2 separate regions of the Homo sapiens genome follow, and region 1 is linked to region 2. Evidence: read pairs that join two places in POLR2A ChIA-PET (ENCODE). Cell type or tissue: K562. All regions are shown on one strand. Each heading gives the region's core, and the rest is flanking DNA. Links, peaks and the distances in the headings are about the cores only.

Region 1 (11,336 bases), core at 4,278-8,277, 150 kb after region 2:
TTGGCCAGGCTGGTCTCGAGCTACTGACCTCGGGTGATCTGCCTGCCTCAGCCTCCCAAAGTGCTGGGGTTATAGGTGTGAGCCACCGCACCCGGCCAAGATTTTCAACATTACCTCCATTGTCTACTGAAGGTAACATTCAGAAGCAACTCCACATCACCCACACCAGCCTCAAGCCTTTGCATCGAGTCCTACCTGGGTCAGCCGGTGGATGTGGCCCTGGCCCTGGCCTCCTGGGAAGAAGCAGCTCCATGTGCTGCACTGCGTGCCTGCTGCAGTTGATCAGGAGAGCAAGTCCAAGGGTCAAGGCAGCATGAACCTCAGCAGATGGCCCCAAAGCCCCTTCGGGCTCCTCTGCAGGGCTGACCACAAGGGCTATGGGACCACCCTCCCTGACCCCACTGTGCCCGGGGAGGTGTTGCGCCAGTGGAGTGGGGTGAAAGGGATGCAGAGGGGAATGGCGGAGACCACACTGGTCCTGGAATCAGAGACTCCTTGAGACCCCATCTGCCATCACTTAGCTTACTAACTGGGCAAACCTCCCAGCCTCATTTTTCTCAAACGGAAAACAAGAAAAAATATCACCAGTCCTACTCACTTCACAAGACCGTCAAGAGGACCAGATCAAATGGGATACTATTAGTTGAAAGCATTTTAAAGAACTGGGGTGGGGGCCAGGCATGGTGGCTCATGCCTGTAATCCCAGCACTTTGGGAGGCTGAGGCAAATGGATCATTTGAGGTCAGGAGTTCGAGACCAGCCTAACCAACATGGTGAAACCCCATCTCTACTAAAAATACAAAAAATTAGCTGGGCATAGTGGCATATGCCTGTAGTCCCAGCTACTCGGGAGGCTGAGGCAGGAGAATCACTTGAACCCAGGAGGCAGAGGTTGCAGTGAGCTGAGATCGCGCCACTGCACTCCAGCCTGGGCGACAGGGCGAGACTCCGTCTCAAAAACAAAGAAACAAAAACAAAAAACTGGGGTGGAATTCACATAACATAAAATTAACCATTTTTAAGGGTACAGTTCAGGGGCGTTTAGTACATTCTCGCTGTTGTACAAAACTAGTTCCAAAACATTAATAGCCCCAAAGGAAATCCTGTAGCCATTAAACAGTCATGCCCTCCAGCGCCTGGCAGTCACCAATCTTCATTCTGTCTCTATGGATTTGCCTATTCTGAACATTTCATATAAATGGAATCCTACAATATGCGACCTTTTATGTCTGGCTTCTTTCACTTAGAATAATGTTTTCAAGGCTCACCCATGTAGGATGTGTCAGAACATCCTTCCCTTTTTTTTTTTTTTTCTTTTGAGACAGAGTTTTGCTCTGTTACCCAGGCTGGAGTGCTGGAGTGCAGTGGCGCGATCTCGGCTCACTGCAAGCTCTGCCTCCTGGGTTCACGCCATTCTCCTGCCTCAGCCTCCCGAGTAGCTGGGACTACCGGTGCCCGCCACCACACCTGGCTAATTTTTTGTATTTTTAGTAGAGACAGGGTTTCACTGTCTTAGCCAGGATGGTCTCAATCTCCTGACCTCGTGATTCACCTGCCTTGGCCTCCCAAAGTGCTGGGATTACAGGCGTGAGCCACCGCACCCGGCCTCGTCCTTCCTTTTAATGGATGGATAGCATTCCATTATACACGCGTACCCCCGTCGTTTATCCATTCTTGCTTCAGCGGACACTTGGGTTGTTTCCACATTTTGGCTATTGTGAATAGTGCTGCTGTGAACATTTGTGCTCAGACTTGTGTGTGGACATGTTTTCTGCCCCTTGGGGTATATACTTAGGAGTGGAAATTTGGGGTCATATGGTAGTTCTGTATTTAACTTTTTGAGGAACCACCAAACTGTTAGTTGAAAGCATTTTTGCAAAGTCAAGAATCACTCACCTGGAGGAAGTGTGTGTCACCATCTTGCTCACCTTGCCCTGGGCAGTTCTTCTTTGTTGACGTCTTTTTTAAAATATGGGACCCCAAACTGACCCCTGGGCCCTGGGTTCCACCCAGTGAGAACAGACTTCAGGGACAATGACAGCCTTCTGTGAAACTACACAAGTATTTGCATTTTTACTGTGTGGGATTCTCTTATCTGGTACTTGGTCAGATTTGTTGTTTTTTAACTGAAAAGGGAAACTTCAGCTCTGATAATTTATGTCTGTTACCTTGTTAGTTTATGTCTGTTTCTTGTTAGCTTGTGTCCAGTCAGCCAGGAAAAATGATTCTGAACCCTGAGAGCTAACATTCTTTTTTAAAAAATTTTTTTTTGAAATGGAGGCTCTCTCTGTCTCTCAGGCTGGAGTGCAGTGGCGTGATGTTGGCTCACTGCATCCTCTGCCTCCCGGGTTCAAGCAATTCTCCTACCTCAGCCTCCCGAGTAGCTGGGATTACAGGCATGCACCATCACACACAGCTACTTTTAGTATTTTTAGTAGAGACAGTTTTGCCATGTTGGCCAGGCTGGTCTTGAACTCCTGCCCTAGGTGATCTGCCCGCCTTGGCCTCCCAAAGTGCAGGGATTACAGGCGTGAGCCACCGTACCCAGCCTTTAATTTTTTAAAAGCTTCTATTTCCATAGATTTTGGGGGAACAGGTGGTATTTGGTTACATGAGTAAGTTCTTTTTTTTTTTTTTTTTTTTTTTTTTTTTTTTGAGACAGAGTCTTGCTCTGTCGCCCAGGCTGGAGCGCAGTGGTGCGATGTTGGCTCACTGCAAGCTCCGCCTCCCAGGTTCACATCATTCTTCTGCCTCAGCCTCCCGAGTAGCTGGGACTACAGGCATGTGCCACTATGCCCGGCTAATTTTGTATTTTTAGTAGAGGCGGGGTTTCTCCATGTTTGTCCGGCTGGTCTCAAACTCCCGACCTCATGTGATCTGCACACCTCGGCCTCCCAAAGCACTGGGAATACAGGTGTGAGCCACCCCACCCGGCCCAGAGAACAGCTTTGTCTCTTTCGAGAGAGAGGTGCACCCAAATGGGACCTCCAGACCTCAGTGGAGTGCACCGGATTTTATAGGCAGGCTTGAGGAGGCGGTGTCTGATTTACCAGGGACCCAAAGATGGGTTGGACCAGGTGTGACATCTACATAGCATGAGAGGAAGCTGGGACTACAGGCACCCACCGCCATGCCCGGCTAATTTTTTTTTTGTATTTTTAGTAGAGACGGGGTTTTGCCATGTTAGCCAGGATGGTCTCGATCTCCTGACCTCGTGATCCGCCTGCCTCGGCCTCCCAAAGTGCTGAGACTACAGGCGTGAGCTACTGCGCCCGGCCATGAGTATGTTCTTTAGTGGTGATTTGTGAGATTTCGGTGTGCACCCATCACCAGAGCAATATACACTGAAATCAATTTTTAGCCTTTTAATCCTCATCCCCTTCCTACCCTTTCCCCCACAAAGTCCCAAAGTCCATTGTATCATTTTTATGCCTTGGCATCCTCAGAGCTTATTTCCCACTATAAGTGAGAACATACAATGTTTGGTTTTCCATTCCTGAGTTACTTCACTTAGAATAATAGTCTCCAATCTCATCCAGGTTGCGGCAAATGCCATTAATTCACTCCTTTTTATGGCTGAGTAGTATTCCATTGTATATATATGCCACAGTTTCTTTTTTCTTTTTTTTCTTTCTTTTTTTTTTTTTTTTTTTTTTTTTTTTTTTTTTTTTTTTGAGACAGAGTCTTGCTCTGTTGCCAGGCTGGAGTACAGTGGTGTGATCTTGGCTCACTGCAACCTTCGCCTCCCAGGTTCAAGCGATTCTCCTGCCTCAGCCTCTTAAGTAGCTGAGACTACAGGTGCACGCCACCACACTCGGCTAATTTTTGTATTTTTAGTAGAGACAGGCTTTGACCATGTTGGCCAGGATGGTCTCAAACTCTTGACCTCGTGATCCGCCTGCCTCAGCCTCCCAAAGTGCTGGGATTACAGGCGTGAGCCACGGCGCCCAGCCCTATGCCACAGTTTCTCTATCCATTTGTTGGTTGATGGGCATTTGGGCTGGTTCCATATTTTTGCAATTGCGAATTGTGCTGCTACAAACATGCATGTGCAAGCATCTTTTTCATATAATGACTTTTTTTTTCCCCTCTGGGTAGATATCCAGTAGTGGGATTGCTGGATCAAATGGTAGATCTACTTTTAGTTCTTTAAGGAATCTCCACACTGTTTTCCATAGTGGTTGTACTACTTTACATTCCCACCAGCAGTGTAGAAGTGTTCGCTTTTCACCATATCAACACCAACATCTATTATTTTTTTGATTTTTTTTTTATTATGGCCATTCTTGCAGGAGTAATGTGGTATTGCATTGTGGTTTTGATTTGCATTTCCCTGATCATTAGTGATATTGAGCACTTTTTCATATGTTTGTTGGCCATTTGTATATCTTCTTTTGAGAATTGTCTATTCATGTCCTTAGGCCAGTTTTTGATGGGATTGTTTTTTTCTTGCTAATTTGAGTTCCTCGTAGATTCTGGATGTTAGTCCTTTGTCGGATGTATAGATTGGGAAGATTTTCTCCCACTCTGTGGGTTGTCTGTTTACTCTGCTTACTGTTCCTTTTGCCGTGCAAAAGGACAGCTAACATTCTTATAGTTTCTTTTTTTAATGTGCCAGTAAACTCTATGTGGCTTCTCAGTTAATCTTCCCAACACCCTATAAGATAGATACTTCGATTATGACCATTTTCTAGATGGAGAAACTGAGGCTCAAGCAAGGTAAGTGACTTGACCAGAGATAGCTAGCTAGTAGCTGGTGAAAACTAGGACTCAAGCTGAGATAATGTGGCTGCAGCCCGTGCTGTTCATCTCTAATGCCTGCCGGATTCTCACTGCATATCATGACACCTATTGGGGCATCAGTCAATTTGATTAGTCAGCTTCAGTGTCTTCATTTGTGGGGTTGTTGGAAACAGATGAGACAGGATCTGGCTGAGAAACAGCCCCAGAAACCTCCTCTCCCAGAATGGCACCAACCCCCCTTCCCTGCCTCTGAGCCTGGCCACTGGGTGGACTTCCAGTCCACATAGTAGACTAGATCACCCCCAGTGCATGCAAAGGCAGAGTGAAAGGTATAAACAACTTAGTCAAATCAAGCTGTACAATGAAAAACAAAAGGAAATAAAACTATTCTGGCGCACACCTTTTTCTTATTAATTTCAAGTTGGCTGCCAATGTTTACCTGCTTTGTTCTTAAAATAATCCATTCTAGAATTTTGCTAGAGAGCAACATCGTTTAGAGATTGTCATTTATGAAACTCTCACTCTCATTTTCCCCTCTTTTGAAATTAGGACAACATCTACCCATGTCTAGTTTTCTGGGGTTATTCATTCTCCTCAATGGCATTCATTCATTCATTCACTCAACACATTTACATAGCACCTGCTGTGTCCCAGATACTGTGCTAGGTACCAGAAGGAGTCAAACATAGTCAATGATTCTGCTTTTCCATTGGCTTGGGGCATCCAGGAACACATTTTCTCAGGCTTGGAGATGTGAACTCCAATGGGCAGCTGCCTGCCCTTCCCCTCCCCTTGCCTGCACCTTTACAGTAAGGTCTACTCGCCGCTGCAGCAGGAAGATCCTCCATTAGGAGTAAAACAGAGCTGTGAATTCGGCTGCCCCAGGAACAGCCCGATCCTTGTTGCTCCAGACACATCCCTACTGTCTTTTTGCTGTTCTTTGCTTTCGGCATGAGTTTCAGGTCTTTCAGAGCTTTGCCTCTGACACTTTCACAGAAATCTTTTCCACCCGCCTTTTCTTAGTCATCTTTACTTCGGACTTCCTGCTTCTGCCTTTTGTCCCTGTAGATTCTGAAGTCCTCAGGAACAATCCAAGATCTTCTGGTGTTTCAGATGCTTCCCCTTCACGTTCCTTAGGTGGTGGTTTCTGTTCTATCAGTTGGGGTTTAAGGAGGAGGCAGGGATCTTGGGCAGTGGGAGAAGCACCTCTGTAGGGAGCTGACTGCCAAGATGGGAAAGTGTCAGCCTCCAGGTAGTGGCGCTTGCTGGGATTTACCGACGCTGGAAGCACAGACTTTATCTGTAGGGCTCACAGTTTCCTCCAGGTCCCACAGAGCTGTCCGGAGGGTCACACAGCAAACAGATAAAGGAGGCCAGCGCAGATTGGGCGGCTCTCTGGTACCTTGCGGTGGCTGAGCCACTCAAGACAAACCGGGGGAAAGACGCCCTGATGACGAAATGCTAATTTTGCATATCTCTTTCCCAGGATGCTTAGCAACACGTCTGATTCTTGTTATTCAGTACGTTTTTCCAGCTATTGATAAATAGATGTGCCAGGGAATTCTTAGAGTATATATATATCATTAATATTGTAAATATAGTCATCAGTAAACTGAAACCAGAATATCACTGTAAGGGGAAAATGAACAAATTTGGGGGCTTTAAATAGTTCAAACAGTAGGAGGACTTATTGGCTGGTCCGAAGGTAGTGAGTTATCTCAATTGATTGTTCACAGTCAGTTACAGATCGAACTCCTTGTTCTACTCTTTCCCCCCTTCTCACTACTGCACTTGACTAGTCTTTTACGAGAGTTTCCACTCTCCTGGCATCCCTCGTTTCTTGTTTTCATCTCAATTTTAAAATGTTGAAAGTCAGCATCATTAAATAAAGCATGGAATACAGGGGGAAAACGAAGTACTATTCTTTTCTTCCAGAAACAAACAGTAAATTTGGGAAAACCCATCACAGACAAGAAGGAAAAAGAAAACAAAAATCAAATAAATAGTAATAGATACTACGGACCAATTATTGGTAAAGATGGTATAGTATGTCCTAAGAGATCAAAGACAGGAAATGGGATGAGGGTGAATAGGGGTTTTTCTTTTTCTTGTACTTTTTCTTTTCTTTTCTTTCTTTTTTTTTTTTTTTTTTTTTTTTTTTGAGACAGGCTGGAGTCTCTGTCACCCAGGCTGGAGTGCAGTGGTGTGATCTCGGCTCACTGCAACCTCCGCCTCGTGGGTCCAAGCGATTATCTTGCCTTAGCCTCCTGAGTAGCTGGGACTATAGGCGCGCGCCACCACGCCTGGCTAATTTTTCTATTTTTGTAAAGACCGAAGTTTCGCCATGTTGGCCAGGCTGGTCTTGAACTCCTAACCTCAAGTGATCCTCCTGCCTCAACCTCCCAAAGTGCTGGGATTACAGGCGTGAGCCACCGCGCACGGCCAGGATTTTTTTAATGTTTTAATATCAGTAGGATTAAGGACTGGTATTTGATGATACAACACTCAATGGACAAAATTAAGAGGCATTTCAAAGTCGACAATCCAGTTAAGTTTTGAAGCTAAGAGATGTGAACATTTTCAGAGAGAAAGTATTTTGGAGGAAGACAAACCAAGTCCAAGAGTTTGAAAATAGAGAAGGCGGAAGAGGGCAGAGTACATTGCGGGATGCTCACCACGTGAGGCACCAGAGCCACTTTCTAATCCTGGTTCAGCCCTTAGGTTCTTATGTAGCCTTTAGAAAGCCACGCAGCTGCCTCCTCATCAGAAACAAAGGGTCATTACACTGATCTTCCTTCCCTCTTCGCTACATGGAAGTATACATTCCTAACAGCCTCGAGGCAAAGTGTTGTTTGATGAGATTGTGGTGGTGTTGCAGTACAGTGTGACTGCCACAAATGTGTATACAACAAAAGAATATTTAAATTTTTCTTATAGGTGAAAGTAACCCAAGGCACCTTGAGGGCACATGTGGGTTTCCCAAGAGCTTCCCTGTGGGGTTTTTTGTTTTTTTTTTTTCTTTCTGAGACGGAGTTTCGCTCTTGTTCCCCAGGCTGGAGCACAATGGCGCGATCTCGGCTCACTGCAACCTCCGCTTCCCAGGTTCAAGCGATTCTCCTGCCTCAGCCTCCCGAGTAGCTGGGATTACAGGCATGTGCCACCACGCCCAGCTAATTTTTTGTATTTTAGTGGAGACGGGGTTCCTCCATGTTGGTCAGGCTGGTCTCGAACTCCCGACCTCAGGTGGTCCGCCAACCTCGGGCTCCAAAGTGCTGGGAATACAGGCAAAAACCACCACACCCGGCCTTGAATTGTAATTCTCAGGTGTTGAGGGGGAACCTGGTGAGAGGTAACTGAATCAGGAAGTCAAGACTTAAGGGTCTCCTCAATCTAAGTCCCGAGGCTTTTCCCGTACAGCTAGCTTGCTGCTTCTTCAATAATAGATATGCCTTAATTACAGTGATTGTTCAAGCCAACTGATGTTGCTATGATCACGTACCAGCTATGAACACAGGACTGTCACTGTATCTCAGGAATAATGGCAATTAAATGATATTGCAAGAGAGTAACAGTCTATTGGCCATAGTCACCATTTGATATTTGCAAAGGAATACATTTGTATTGTGTTTTATAAGGTACAGGGTATTTTCATATGACCTATTTCATTTAATATTCTTTGCAGTCCAGTTAAATTAGTATGACAGACATTATCATTTTACAAATGAAGAAACTGAGGTTCTGAGAGAGATCACATAAGCAGCCGAGAGTCAGCCACTGAGTTCATTGCTTGCAGAGCCAGAATAACCTTTCTTCCCCAAAAGTATTCTCTCTGCTACCCCGCAAAGAAAAACCAGCAATCAAACAATGTCAACAAAGCCATGAAACCAATTGCTGTACTATTCCAGTCAGTGGAAACATTGCTAAAAACTAAAAGATAGATGGATGGATAGTTAGGAGGGAGGGAGAGAGAGAGAAAAAAGTATGTAGTTGATGGTGGAATAACTGTTAATATGGACACTACGAAACTAACACGAGAGCAGAGTCAATTTCTCTGACTTTAGGTTGATTTCATTCCACAGATATGAGACTGCACAATTCTATCAGTCTTGATGACATATGTATCCTATCTCCAGAAACTTCCTAACCAGATAATATCTGCAAAGCAATAATGAATGCCCAGTGCAACTATAAGGCCAGCTCAGAGTAATATGATAACTTGAGGAAGAAAAGAGTTTGGCATTAGTTCTTTCCTAAGACGTATTTGAATAAGATAGGATTGTCAGATAAAATACAGGATGCCTGGTCAAATTTGAACAATAGTGTAAATAGATTTTTAGCATAAGTATGTCCCAAATATTGCACACTATATCCTACTGTCATTGCACAGACAGTAGTTTGAAGCCAAAATAATTTTGATTTGCAAAAGCGCGGCATTTGCGAAGAGAAAGGGGATATTTTCCAATACCAAAATCTTTATGTTTTACAAGAAAAGCAAAGCTTGGTGGATCCAGGTTTAGAGATAATACCATGAACCATCGTGTCCGAGGTGAGCAGTTTCCCCACCACACAGTAAAGAGGAAAGCTTCGTGTCTGCATCATTTCTAGGTTAACAGCTTGGGATTTTCTTCATCTTTGATCTTGCTAATACTGTATTAACACAGACAAGCTTAAGCACAGATGTGCAAAGTGTTTTACTTTTCAGTGTGAAATAGAATCATGCTATGTACATTACTTTGCAATTTGAAAAGCTTGCTCTCTTACCACTGCACTCTGCGGACCTTTGCCCTCTCCTGGATCCCTCTTCTTCATGCCTGACACCGTGGATAAGGAGGTGCGTGAGACATGGTTCATTCCTTAGGTCACCTAAACCTATGGTTCTCCTTATTCTCAAGGTACAATTCAGAGACGAGGGGACCTCCCTTTTCAACACGGAGCATGCCAGGCTCCTAAAAACACTTAATGTGCTCTGTCCACTAGTCATCTTCACTGGCAAGTAGTGGTGTGCTTAAGAAAAACCTTCAGGCAGGATCTTGGCTGTTCTGTATTGGGGAACAGAAAATGCTTTCCCACCCCAAAACCACAGCAAAAGGCTAGTCAAGTGAAGCAGTGGGAGTGGAGAAGGAACAAAGAAATCTGTAACTGGTTGTGATCAATTAGTTGTAAACACCACTGCACTCGGACCAGCCGAAACACAAAGGCACGCTGCTACTTATATAAGCCTCGAAAGTTCCATCTCTACCATAGTTACGGTGACTATTCACAGGAGCTAAAAAAAAGGAAGAGTATAAATACACCCCAAATAGAAAGCAAATGTTTAAAAAATAAAACTGTTAAACACATAGACTTTGTAAGAAAAAGGTCCTTCTCTCTTCAGTGACATTAAAGGAGCTCGGGCAACCCTGCTCAAAGCATTGTGGGTGATTTGCATGGAAACCCTGCATCAGCCACATCCATCAAAGACTCCCACGGTGCCCCCGGCGGGGCCTCAGTCTCACAGGGCCAGGACGTCTAGAGCGGGAGGGGACGTCCTCTTAAGAAGGAAGAGGCAACCCGCCGCGGGGGTGGGGCCGGGCGGGCGGGGGCCCCTTGGAATTCAGTGGCCCCCCCGGGATCAGGGGTCCCCGCGGTTCGGTGGTCCCGGACCCCACGCAGGGCTGGCGCGGCCCCCCACGCCCGCGCCCCCACCCCCGGTTCCCCGTGGAGGGGGAGCGTGTGTCCTGCGAGGAGCCCTGCAGCCCGGCGTCCCCTCCCCTTTTCCTTCCCAACGACCCTCTTTAAAAATGAATGAATGAATGTATGAATGAATGAAGTCCCAGATTCTGGTGTCACCCACGATGCTTTTCTTGAGCTTTCCAAGGTTTGTTTTGTTTTGTTTGAGCTCTTTAGGAAGCTTTCCTGGCGGTTTCGCCATAGTCCTGCGCTCCTGTTACCAAGTGGTTTTGTTTCAAAGCGGCTGCACTGGGGACCTTGAGCTATTCTGGAAGGAGGTTAGGAACCCCACTCTAAACAGAAAGGGAAACATTCGGTCCGTGGAAGCTAACATTTTAAAATACATAATTAGCAATTATCTTTTTAAAAAGTGACGCCGTGGAGGAATGAGGCGCACAGAGCCTCGGAGAGACTCCCGGGGGCTGAACGCGCACCTGGCTTCTCAGCAGGGGCAGCCTGGGCCCCCAGCCCTGGGCCGCACAGCGGGTCCCAGGAGCTGCCGGGTGGGGCAGGACCCGACACGAAGGGCGAGGGGAGCGCAGCCTCGGGGGTCTTTGCCTTTCCAGGCTCTGCAGTGGGGGCCCGACCCCTTGACCCCCAGAGCGGGTCATTTTGAACAATCCTCTTACTACAAAATTATTTTCAGTAAAACGCATGAAATAATCAGTATGTATCACTGGATTTTGCGATTAGTCCATTAATTTTAAAAGAAGCAATTAACAATTTAAAAAAGAAGATATGTCCATTTTAAAGTTTTTTTTTTTCAAATTTAGAAAAAGATTTCATGTTATGAAATGAACTTTCCACCTACCAAGTATTATATCTTGTGTTCCCTGCGTAAAGGCTGTGTGTTTTCACTTTTACATTAAACACACTTAAATTTT
Region 2 (11,336 bases), core at 2,798-6,797:
GGTGTGAGCCACCGCGCCCGGCACATCATTAGATTTAATACTTTAAGTTACATTTGGAATTTAGAATACCTAAATTTAAAAGTAGGTATTCACACAGTAACAATAGACCAGGTACACTGGTTTATGCCTATAATCCCAGCACTTTAGGAGGCCCAGATGAGAGAATCACTTGAGCCTAGGAGTCTAAGACCAGCTTAGCAACATTGTGAGACCCCATCTTTACAAAAAAAATTAAAACTTAAAAAAAAAAAATTGGCTGGGCGCAGTGGCTTGTGCCTATAATCCCAGCACTTTAGGAGGCCGAGGTGGGCGGATCACGAGGAGGTCAAGAAATCAAGACCATCTGGTCAACATGGTGAAGCCCCGTCTCTACTAAAAATCCAAAATTAGCTGGGCGTGGTGGCGTGCTCCTGTAGTCCCAGCTACTCTGGAGGCTGAGGCAGGAGAATTGCTGGAACCTGGGAGGCAGAGGTTGCAGTGAGTCAAGATGCGTCACTGTACTCCAGCCTGGTGACAGAACAAGACTCCGTCTCAAAAAAAAAAAAAATTAGCTGGGCATAGTGGCATGCACCTGTAGTCCCAGCTACTCAGGAGGCTGAGATGAGAGGATCAATTGAACCCCAGAGGTTGAGGCTGCAGTGAGCACATTTATTATTACTTTTCTGTGCTTTGCAGAATATTTGAAATATACAGGGTTGTATAAAGACAAAGGCCACATATAATCATACAATCCAGAGACAATCACTCGAAGCATTTTGGTTCTTATCTTTGTGAGCTTCTTTTATATAAATATATATATGTATACACACACACAATATTTATTTATTTTCTTAATACAGTTGAAACTGTAAATACTGTTTTTTGATTTGTTTTGTTTTGTTTTTGAGATGGAGTTTCACTGTGTCACCCAGGCTGGAGTGCAGTGGCACGATCTCGGCTCATTGCAACCTCTGCCTCCTGGATTGTAGCGATTCTCCTGCCTTAGCTTCCTGAGAGTAGCTGGATACAGGCGTGCACCACCACGCCCAGATAATTTTTGTATTTTTAGTAGAGATGGTATTTCGCCATGTTGTCCAGGCTGGTCTCGAACTCCTGATCTCAGGTGATCCACCCACCTCGGCCTCCCAAAGTGCTGGAATTACAGGCGTGAGCCACTGCACCCAGCCATAAATACTGTTTTGAAACCTGCCTTTGTTATTTAATATACTTGAATATCTTGCATAGCATTAAATTTTTTTCTTTTTTTTTTTCTTTTTTTTTTTGAGACAGAGTTTCGCTCTTATTGCCTAGGCTGGAGTGCAATGGCCTGATCTCAGCTCATCACAACCTCTGCCTCCCGGGTTCAAGCTATTCTCCTGCCTCAGCCTCCCGAGTAGCTGGGATCACAGGCGTGCGCCACCATGCGCAACTAATTTTTTGTATTTTTAGTAGAGATGGGGTTTCTCTATATTGGTCAGGGTGGTCTTGAACTCCCGACCTCAGGTGATCCGCCCGCCTCGGCCTTCCAAAGTGCTGGGATTGCAGGCGTGAGCCACTGCGCCCAGCCAAATATTTTTCGAAAACATAAATTTAATGTCTACATATTTCATCTTATGGATGCTTCCGACTTATTTATACGTTTAGGTTCCAGTTTTTCACAACTAAATACATGTAAGTGATTGTGCTTGCCCATAAATGCAGAAAAATGATTTGACAAAACAAATATTCACATTTACTCACAATAAAAACTCTCACAAAACTAGGGATGAAAGGGAATTAGCACAACATGATAAAAAGTATCTACATGCCAGGCACAGTGGCTCACGCCTGTAATCCCAACAGTTTGGGAGGCCAAGGCAGGTGGATCACGAGGTCAGGAGTTCAAGACCAGCCTGACCAATATGGTGAAAACCCGTCTCTACTAAAAATACAAAAATTAGCCGGACATGGTGGTGCACGCATGTTATCCCAGCTACTCAGGAGGCTGAGGCGGGAGAATTGCTTGAACCAGGGAGGCAGAGGTTGCAGTGAGCCGAGATCACGCCACTGCACTCCAGCCTGCAGGAAAGAGCAAGACTCTGTGTTAAAAGAAAAGTATGCAGTTAACGTCATACTCAACAGTGAGACTAAATGGCTTCCCCTCAGATTGAGAAAGGCAAGGATGTCTACTCTCAACACTCCTCCAAAGCTACAGTAATCATGAGCATGTCATATTGGGGAAGGGATAGACACATGGATCAATAAAACAAGAATCTAAAAATAAACCCACACAAATTTGGACGACTGACTTTTTACAGAGGTGTAAGAGCAATTCAATGGGCCGGGCATGGTGGCTCACACCTGTAATCCCAGCACTTTGGGAGGCTGAGGTGGGAGGATCACCTGAGGTCAGGAGTTCAAGACCAGCTTGGCTAACATGGTGAAACCCCGTCTCTGCTAAAAATACAAAAATTAGCCAGGCATGCTGGTGGGTGCCTGTAATCCCAGCTACTTGGGAGGCTGAGGCAAGAGAATCACTTGAACCCAGAAAGTGAAGGTTGTGGTGAGCCCAGACCATGCCATTGCACTCCATCCTGGGCCACAAGAGCAAAACTCGGTCTCAAAAAAAAAAAAAAAAGGCCCAGCGCGGTGGCTCACGCCTGTAATCGCAGCATTTTGGGAGGCCAAGGCAGGTGGATCACGAGGTCAGGAGATCGAGACCAGCCTGGCCAACACAGTGAAATCCTGTCTCTACTAAAAATATTAAAAAATTAGCTGGGTGTGGTGGCGGGCGCCTGTAATCCCAGCTACATGGGAGGCTGAGACAGGAGAATCCCTTGAACCCAGGAGGCAGAGGTTGCAGTAAGCCTAGATCATGCCACTGCACTCCAACCTGGGTGACAGTGTAAGACTCCATCTCAAAAAAGAAAAAAAAAGCACTTAAATGAAGATAGAAAAAGTTTTTCAACAAATTGTGTCTCAACTATTGGACTTTCATATGCAAAAAAATGAACCTGAACCCAACTCTTACACTTTTTACACAAAGTAAATAAAAACAGATAACAGATATAAATTTAAACTGGGAAGTGAGGAGCACCTCTGCCCGGCCGCCAACCCGTCTGGGAAGTGAGGCGCACCTCTGCCTGGCAGCTGCACTGTCTAAAAAGTGAGGAGTGCCTCTGCTCGGCCGCCCCACAGTCTGGGAAGTGAGGAGCGCCTCTGCCTGGCCGCTCTGCAACCCTCTAAGTGTGAGGTGGCAGCCTTGAGTGTGATTTTTACGCCCTCCCCAAGTTTGCATTTTTGACATTAAATTTTACTTTTAAATTAAAAGCTTTAAATAGGGGAATATAAATAAACATATAAATAAATAAATAAATAAATTTAAAACATAAAACTAGGAAATTTCTAGAACAAAACCAAATATTTATGACCTTGAATTAGGCAGAGTTCTTACACATGATACCAAAACCCCAATCCACAAAAAGCAACAAAGTACAAATTGGACTTAATCAAAATTAAAGCTTTATTATTATTATTATTGTTATTAGTTTTTGGAGACGTAGTCTCCGTCTCCCAGGCTGGAGTGCAATGGCATGATCTTGGCTCACTGCAACGTCCGCCTCCTGGGGTCAAGTGATTCTCATGCTCAGCCTCTTGAGTAGCTGGGACTACAGGCGCGCACCACCATGCCCAGCTAATTTTTGAATTTTTAGTGGAGACTGGGATTCACCATGTTGGCCAGGCTGATCTTCAACTATTGCTTACCTCAAGTGATCTGTCTGCTTCAGCCTCCCAAAGTGCTGGGATTACAGGTGTGAGCTACCGCACCCGGACTATTATTATTATTCTAATAGTTTTTGGGGAACAGGTAGTGTTTAGCGACATGGATAAGTTCTCCAGGTGTGATATCTGGGATTTGGTGCATCCATCACTCAAGCAGTGTACGCAGCAGCATCCAGTGTGTAGTCTTCTATCCCTCACCCCTGCTCCCAGTCTTCCCAAGTCCCCATAGTCCACTATATCATTCTTATGACTTTGCGTCCTCATAGCTTAGCTCCCACTTAAAATTAAAGCTTTCTTTTTTTCTTTCTTTCTTTTTTTTTTTTTTTTTTTTTTGAGACAGAGTCTTGCTCTGTCACCCAGGCTGGAGTGCAGTGGCGCGATCTCGGCACACTGCAAGCTCCACCTCCCAGGTTCATGCCATTCTCCTGCCTCAGCCTACTAAGTAGCTGGGACTACGGGCACCTGCCACGACGCCCGGCTATTTTTTTGGTATTTTTAGTAGAGACGGGGTTTCACCGTGTTGGCCAGGATAAAATATTTACTAATCATATATCCAACAAAGGACTTACATTCAGAATAAATTAAGAACTGTCAAAACTGAATAAGAAAATAAACCACTTTCAAATGCCTGCCTTCTTCAACTAGGCTTTGTTAATGTGGTTATTGCAATCAGCATTATCTCTAACAGTCTTTAACATAATAAATGAGGTCAGGTGGTAATCCCAGCATTTTGGGAGGCCGAGCTGGGCAGGTCACCTGAGCCCAGGGATTCCAGACCAGCCTGGCCAACATGATGAAACCCCTTCTCTACTAAAAATACAAAAATTAGCTGGGCGTGGTGGTGTGTGCCTGTAGTCCCAGCTGCTTGGGAGGCTGAGGCATGAGAATTGCTTGAACCAGGGAGGCAGAGGTTGCGGTGAGCCAAGATTGCGCCACTGCATTCCCGCCTGGGCGACAGAGCCAGACTCTGTCCAAAAACATAAAAATAAAAGTGCTGAAGGAAAAAAAACAGCCTGGGCAACAGAGTGAGACTCCATCTCTAAACAAATAATAAATGATTAGGTGTTACTCTTTTACCTATTATCTAATGTCTAGTTAATATATCTTTAAAAGTACTCAGAGTTGAAAAAATAAACTTTAAGTTGTACAGAGAGATCATTAAGAATATAATGGATGGGATGCTGTGGCTCACATCTGTAGTCCCCAAACTTTGAAAGGCTGAGGTGGGAGCATCTTGAGCCCAGAGGGTGGAGGCTGCAGTGAGCTATTATCACACCACTGCACTCCAGCCTGGGCAACAGAATGAGATCTCATATCAAAAAGACAAAAACGGGCTGAGCGTGGTGGCTCACACCTGTAATCCTAGCACTTTGGGAGGCCGGTGGGGAGGGGGGTTGGATTACCTGACATCAGGAGTTCAAGACCAGCCTGGCCAACATGGTGAAACCCCGTCTCTACTAAAAATCCAAAAAAAACAAAAAAACAAAAAAATTAGCTGGGCGTGGTGGCGGGTGCCTGTAATCCCAGCTACTTGGGAGGCTGAGGCAGGAGAATTGCTTGAACCTGGGAGGCAGAGGTTGCAGTGAGCCGAGATCACACCATTGCACTCCACCCTGGGCAACAAGAGCGAAACTCCGTCTCAAAAAAAAAAAAAAAAAGACAAAAACAGCATGGCCAAGCACGGTGGCTCATGCCTGTAATCCCAGCACTTTGGGAAGCCAAGGCGGGCAGATCACCTGAGGTCAGGAGTTCGAGATCAGCCTGACCAACATGGAGAAACTCCGTCTCTACTAAAAATACAAAATTAGCCGGGCACAGTGGCGCATGCCTGTAATCCCAGCTACTCGGGAGGCTGAGGCAGGAGAATCGCTTGAACGCAGGAGGCAGAGGTTGCGGTGAGCCGAGATCATACCATTGTACTCCAGCTTGCACAAGGGCAAAACTCCGTCTCAAAAAAACAAAAAAAAAAAATCTGAAGGTCACAAAAAACAAATATATATATACATATATATGTGTGTATATATATATACACACATATATATGTATATATATATATATATATATATATTTAAAAAACACAAAAATAACCAAAAGCCAGGTGCAGTGGCTCACCCCTGTAATCCCAGAACTTTGGGAAGCTGGGGCAGGCAGATCACTTTGTCAAAAGCCTTTGAACTGTAGCAACTTCATCTTGAATAGGGGCTGGGTAAAATGAGGCTGGGCTGCATTCCCAGATGGTTAAGGCATTCTAAATCACAGGAAGAGATAGGAAGTCAGCACAACATACAGGTCATAAAGACCATGCTGATGGCCTGGCACAGTGGCTCATGCCTATAATCCCAGCACTTTGGGAGGCTGGGGTGGGCAGATCACTTGAGCCCTGGAGTTCCAGACCAGCCTAGCCAACATGGTGAAACCCTATCTCTACTAAAAATACAAAAGTTATCTGGGTGTGGTGGCAAGCCTATAATCCCAGCTACTTGGAAGGCTAAGGCAGGAGAATCGCCTGAACCAATGAGGCGGAAGTTGCAGTGATCCAAGATTGTGCCACTGCACTCCACCCTGGGCTACAGGGTGAAACTCTATCAAGAAAAAAAAAAAAAGCCTTACTGATAAAACAGGTTGCACTAAAGAAGCCAGCCTAAAACCTACCAAAACCAAGATGGCAATCAGAGTGACCTCTGGTTGTCCTCACCGCTGATATAGGAGTTAAAAAGAAATTATTTAGGCAGATAGTGAGGGTAAGGAAGTCATCGGTAAAGCTTTCCTTTTAATAAAAAGCAGCCCCAAAATCATTTTACTTTCTAACAAGGAGCCTGTAAAAATGAGCTGCAGACATACACAAGCAAGCGGAAGCTTGCACAGGTGAATGCTGGCAGTTGTGTCAATCAGAAAAGGCTACCAGAGACTAGGTGTGTTTAAAATGGCGGCTCCATCTTCTGTTTTTCTTTCCATCTTCTGTTTTTCTTTCCAACCACTTGTGCAGTAGGGAGCACACAACATGGCACTGGCCCAGTGGAAAGCTCATTTGCATTAAGTAGATTAGGGTGGGTGGCCAGCTTCCTCTCATGCTATGTAGACGTCCCACCTGGTCCAACCCATCTCTGGGCCCCTGGTAAATCAGACACCGCCTCCTCAAGCCTGCCTATAAAATCCGGTGCACTCCACTGAGGTCTAGAGGTCCCATACGGGTGCCTCTCTCTCTCGAAAGAGAGAAAGCTGTTCTCTAGGCCGGGCGGGGTGGCTAATGCCTGTATTCCCAGCGCTTTGGGAGGCTGAAGTGGGCAGATCACATGAGGTCAGGAGTTCGAGACCAGCCTGACAAACATGGAGAAACCCCATATCTACTAAAAATACAAAATTAGCAGGGCGTGGTGGCACATGCCTGTAATCTCAGCTACTCGGGAGGCTGAGGCAGGAGAATCAGTTGAACCTGGGAGGTGGAGGTTGCAGTGAGCCAAGATCACAGCATTGCACTACAGCCTGGGGGACAGAGCAAGACTCTGTCTCAAAAAAAAAAAAAAAAAAGAGAGAGAGAATATAAGGAAGTCGGTGGAGTAATAAATTGATATAACCTCTTCTGAGCAACTTAGTAGTGTATCGATTATAAATAAGTAGACCTTTTGATCAAGCAATATTTTTCTAGGAACGTATTCTATAAATATATTTGCAAATGTAAGATTCATCAAAAGCAATACTTGATGCTTTTTGACTATAAACTAAAATTTGACTATAAACAAAACGTCTAGTAGAGGACTGGATGAATAAATTGTGGTAAATTGGTATGCTGCGTAGCTATCAAAGAAGGTGTGAACATATTTAAAATGTCTAAAACTGTTTAAAAGTGTCAAAAGCAAAGAATTTTCCACTAGGATAATAGACTAAGCTAAAACAGGAAACCCTCCCCGCTACTTCAAATTCAATAGAAATGCTAAGTAAAATATATATTTTTAAATGTTTCCAAAGCTGGATTATGGCTGGGGCTTATTACATTGTTCTGCATATGTTTTTTGTTTGTTTGTTTTGTTTTGTTTTTGAGGCAGAGTCTCACTCTTGTTGCCCAGGCTGGAGTGCAGTGGCCCGATCTTGGCTCACTGCAACCAACGCCTCCAAGGTTTAAGCAATTCTCCTGCCTCAGCCTCCCGAGTAGCTGGGACTACAGGCGTCCGCCACCACACCCAGCTAATTTCTGTATTTGTAGTAGAGATGGGGTTTCACCGTATTGGCCAGGATTGTCTCAATCTCCTGATCTCGTGATCCATCAGCCTCTGCCTCCCAAATTGCTGGGATTACAGGTGTGAGCCACCACACCCAGCCTGTTCTAATATGTTAAAAGAATTGCCCATAGTAAAATCTTTCCTTAATAAAAAGTCCATATTTATCAACCTGAGAAAAATGCAATTGAAAAATGGACAAGGAGCAAGAACAAAAACTTAACTAGAAGTTGGCAATTTAGCACGTAATAAGAATTTTTTGTATCATTAGCAACTAGGGAAATCCAAATAAAAACTACATTGAGATACCCCTACACTGAAACAGACCCAATTGCCCTATAGAACTGATGTTTATGGTTTCTTTGAATAAACACAGTAACTGATCCTTTTAGTCTTAAAACTTGAGACAGTTACATTTGTCTTATCTGAGTTCCTTTCTCAGGAAAGCAACCATCAGGCCTCCCAGATAGTATTAACCAGTTGAAACTCACAGGATCACTGAATTTGGACAATGAAAGTCAGACCCCTCACCCATCATGATTGCCTAACCCACCACCTGCTTCCTGTTGACCAAACCCTCTTCCTTACCCCTAACCAATTCATGTTTTTCCACATATGGTTACATTTCCTCCCAGCAATAGAAGCCGCTCATTTTAGCCTGTCAGGGAGATGGATTTGAGACTGATCTCCCATCTCCCATCTCCCATCTCCTCAGCAGTAACACCCAATTAAAGCCTTCTTCGTTGGCAACACTTGTTGTTGTCATGATTGGCTTTCTGAGCCACAAACAGCAGCACCTAGACCAAACCCCTGGTGTTTCAGCAACACCACCATTGATTAGAATGTCTAACGGTTTTTTTAAATGCTAAAAATACCAAATAAAGAACGTGGGCCAACTGAACTCTCATGCGTTCACAAGGGGAACACATAATAGTACAGTCACTCTTAAAAATGGTTTGCTAGTTCCTTGTAAAATTAAATATACATATTTACCGTGACTCAGCAGTCCCACTCCTGGGTATCTACCTTAAAGAAATAAAAATTTATTTTCACACAAAAACCTGTATGCAAATGTTTATAGCAGCTCTATTCAGAATTCCAAAACTTGGAAAAGGCTGGGCACAGTTGCTCATTCCTGTCATCCCAGCACTTTGGGAGGCCAAGGCAGGCGGATCACTTGAGGTTAGGAGTTTGAAACCAGCCTGGCCAACATGGTGAAACCCCTTCTCTACTAAAAATACAAAAATTAGCCAGGTGGGGTGGTGTGCACCTGTAATCCCACCTACTCAGGAGGCTGAGGTGGGGGAGTCGCTTGAACCCCAGAGGTGGAGGTTGCAGTGAGCCGAGATCATGCCACTGCACTCCAGCCTGGGCAACAGAGTGAGACTCCATCTCAAAAATAAATAAATAGGCCGGGTGCAGTGGCTCATGCCTGTAATCTCAGTACTTTGGGAGGCTGAGGCAGGCAGATCACCTGAGGTTGGGAGTTCGAGACCAGCCTGACCAACATGGAGAAACCCCGTCTCTACCAAAAATACAAAATAGCCAGGCGTGGTGGCACATGCCTGTAATCCCAGTTACTAGGGAGGCTGAGGCAGGAGAATCGCTTGAACCTGGGAGGCGGAGGTTGCGGTGAGCTGAGATTACTCCATTGCACTCCAGACTGGGCAACAAGAGCAAAACTCCATCTCAAAAAATAAATAAATAAATAAACAAATAAGTATAAAAAATAATAAAACGGAAAAAATACAAATATCCTTCAATGGATAAATACTCTTCAGTATATCATAACATGGAATACTATCAGCAATTAAAATAAAACTGTTGTAGGCCAGGCGCAGTGGCTCATGCCTGTAATCCCAGCGCTTTGGGAGGCCGAGGTGGGTGGATCACCTGAGGTCAGGAGTTGGAGAACAGCCTGACCAATATGGTGAAACCCTGTGTCTACTAGAAATATAAAAATTACCTGGGTGTGGTGGGATGCACCTGTAGTCCCAGCTACTCGGGAGGCTGAAACAGGAGAATCATTTGAACCTGGGAGGTGGAGGTTGCAGTGAGCCAAGATCGAGCCACTGCACTCTAGCCTGGGCAACAGAGCAAGACTCCGTCTCAAAAAAATAACAATAAAAAATAAATAAAATAAACTGTTTTCACACACAATGATATGGATACCAACTAAATTGTGACCTTTTTTCCTTTCTTGTCCAAATTTCTAACTAAGGGACATAGGAAATCATGCCCTACAAACTATAAAAATCTCACCAGAAGGGTTTTATTTAACCCTATATAACCGCTTAGTTTCCAACCTGACTCTGGCATAACATTGCATGACAAAGAAGGAAATCAAAATATTTTATCCCCAAATATGCTTCTTTGCAGTATATATTATATATTTATATGAAAATATAGGGCCAGGCACAGTGGCTCATGCCTGTAATCCCAGCACTTTGGGAGGCCGAGGTAGGTGGATCACGAGGTCAAGAGTTGAAGACTAGCCTGGCCAACATGGTGAAACCCCATCTCTACTAAGAATACAAAAATTAGCCCAATGTGGTGGCACATACCTGTAATCCCAACTACTTGGGAGGCTGAGGCAGGAGAATCGCTTGAACCTGGGAGGCGGAGGTTGCAGTGAGCCAAGATCACACCACTCTACTCCAGCCTAGGCAACAGAGCAAGACTACGTCTGGAAAAAACCCAACAAACAAACAATATATATATATATATAATTTTATTTTATTTTATTTTATTTTTTTGAGACAGAGTCTCCCTCTGTCTTCCTCTCTCACCCAGGCTGTAGTGTCAGCACAATCTGTGCTCACTGCAACCTTCGCCTCCCAGGCTCAAGTAATCCTCCCACCTCTGCCTCCCAAATAGCTGAGATTAACGTCTTTGCCACTGTGCTGACAAAATCTTGTATTTTCTGTAGAGATGGGGTTTCGCCATGTTGCCCAGGCTGGTCTTCAACTCCTGTGCTCAGGCAATCCTACTGCCTCAGCCTCCCAAAGTGCTGGGATTACAGACGTGAGCTACTGCGCCCGGCCAGAGAATCTAGCACCTTTTAAAGGTTTAAATAGGAAATTTTTGCCATCTAAAGACAGTCACTATGAGACATCCTAAGAATCTTGGTCTCCACAACCCCTTATCTTAACCCAGACACTCCTTTCTATGAACCTGGTCTTCAGATAGCCAATTGCCAATCAGAAAATCGCTGAATCCGCCTGTGACCTGTAAGCACCGCTTGGAGTTGTCCCGCCTTTCCTGACAGAACCAGTGTACACTTTACATGTATTGACTGATGTCTTAAGTCTTCCCAAAACGTGTAAAATCAAGCTGTAACCCAACCACCTTGGATACATGTTCTTAGGACCTCTTCAGACA

The links. ChIA-PET counts read pairs that join two places held together with the same protein. Peaks named below come from ENCODE experiments on the same cell type or tissue, not always from the same donor. Only the 100,000 strongest peaks of a DNase experiment are listed, where the experiment ranks them.
Region 1: POLR2A ChIA-PET joins it to region 2 with 5 read pairs; 11 of 35 experiments call an interaction of 5 or more read pairs at or near these places.

What each region holds. Positions count from the first base shown.
Region 1 is chr7:148,982,348-148,993,683 of GRCh38, reverse strand. GHET1 (gastric carcinoma proliferation enhancing transcript 1) reads right to left here and starts at 6,157. Exons shown (of 1, transcript NR_130107.1): 1 at 4,255-6,157. It also overlaps RNY3 and RNY1. RefSeq lists enhancers at 5,811-5,860, 6,181-6,230, 5,798-6,298 and silencers at 6,441-6,510, 10,227-10,326. In K562, for the core only: a CTCF peak has its summit at 7,397; DNase peaks (open chromatin) are centred at 6,163, 6,443, 7,433, 8,073 and 1 weaker place; H3K4me3 peaks cover 2,789 bases.
Region 2 is chr7:149,128,128-149,139,463 of GRCh38, reverse strand. It overlaps a transcript of ZNF398 not described here. Among named protein-coding and RNA genes, the nearest start is that of ZNF425, 7.5 kb to the right of the region's middle. In K562, for the core only: no CTCF peak of the experiment used is centred there; no DNase peak of the experiment used is centred there.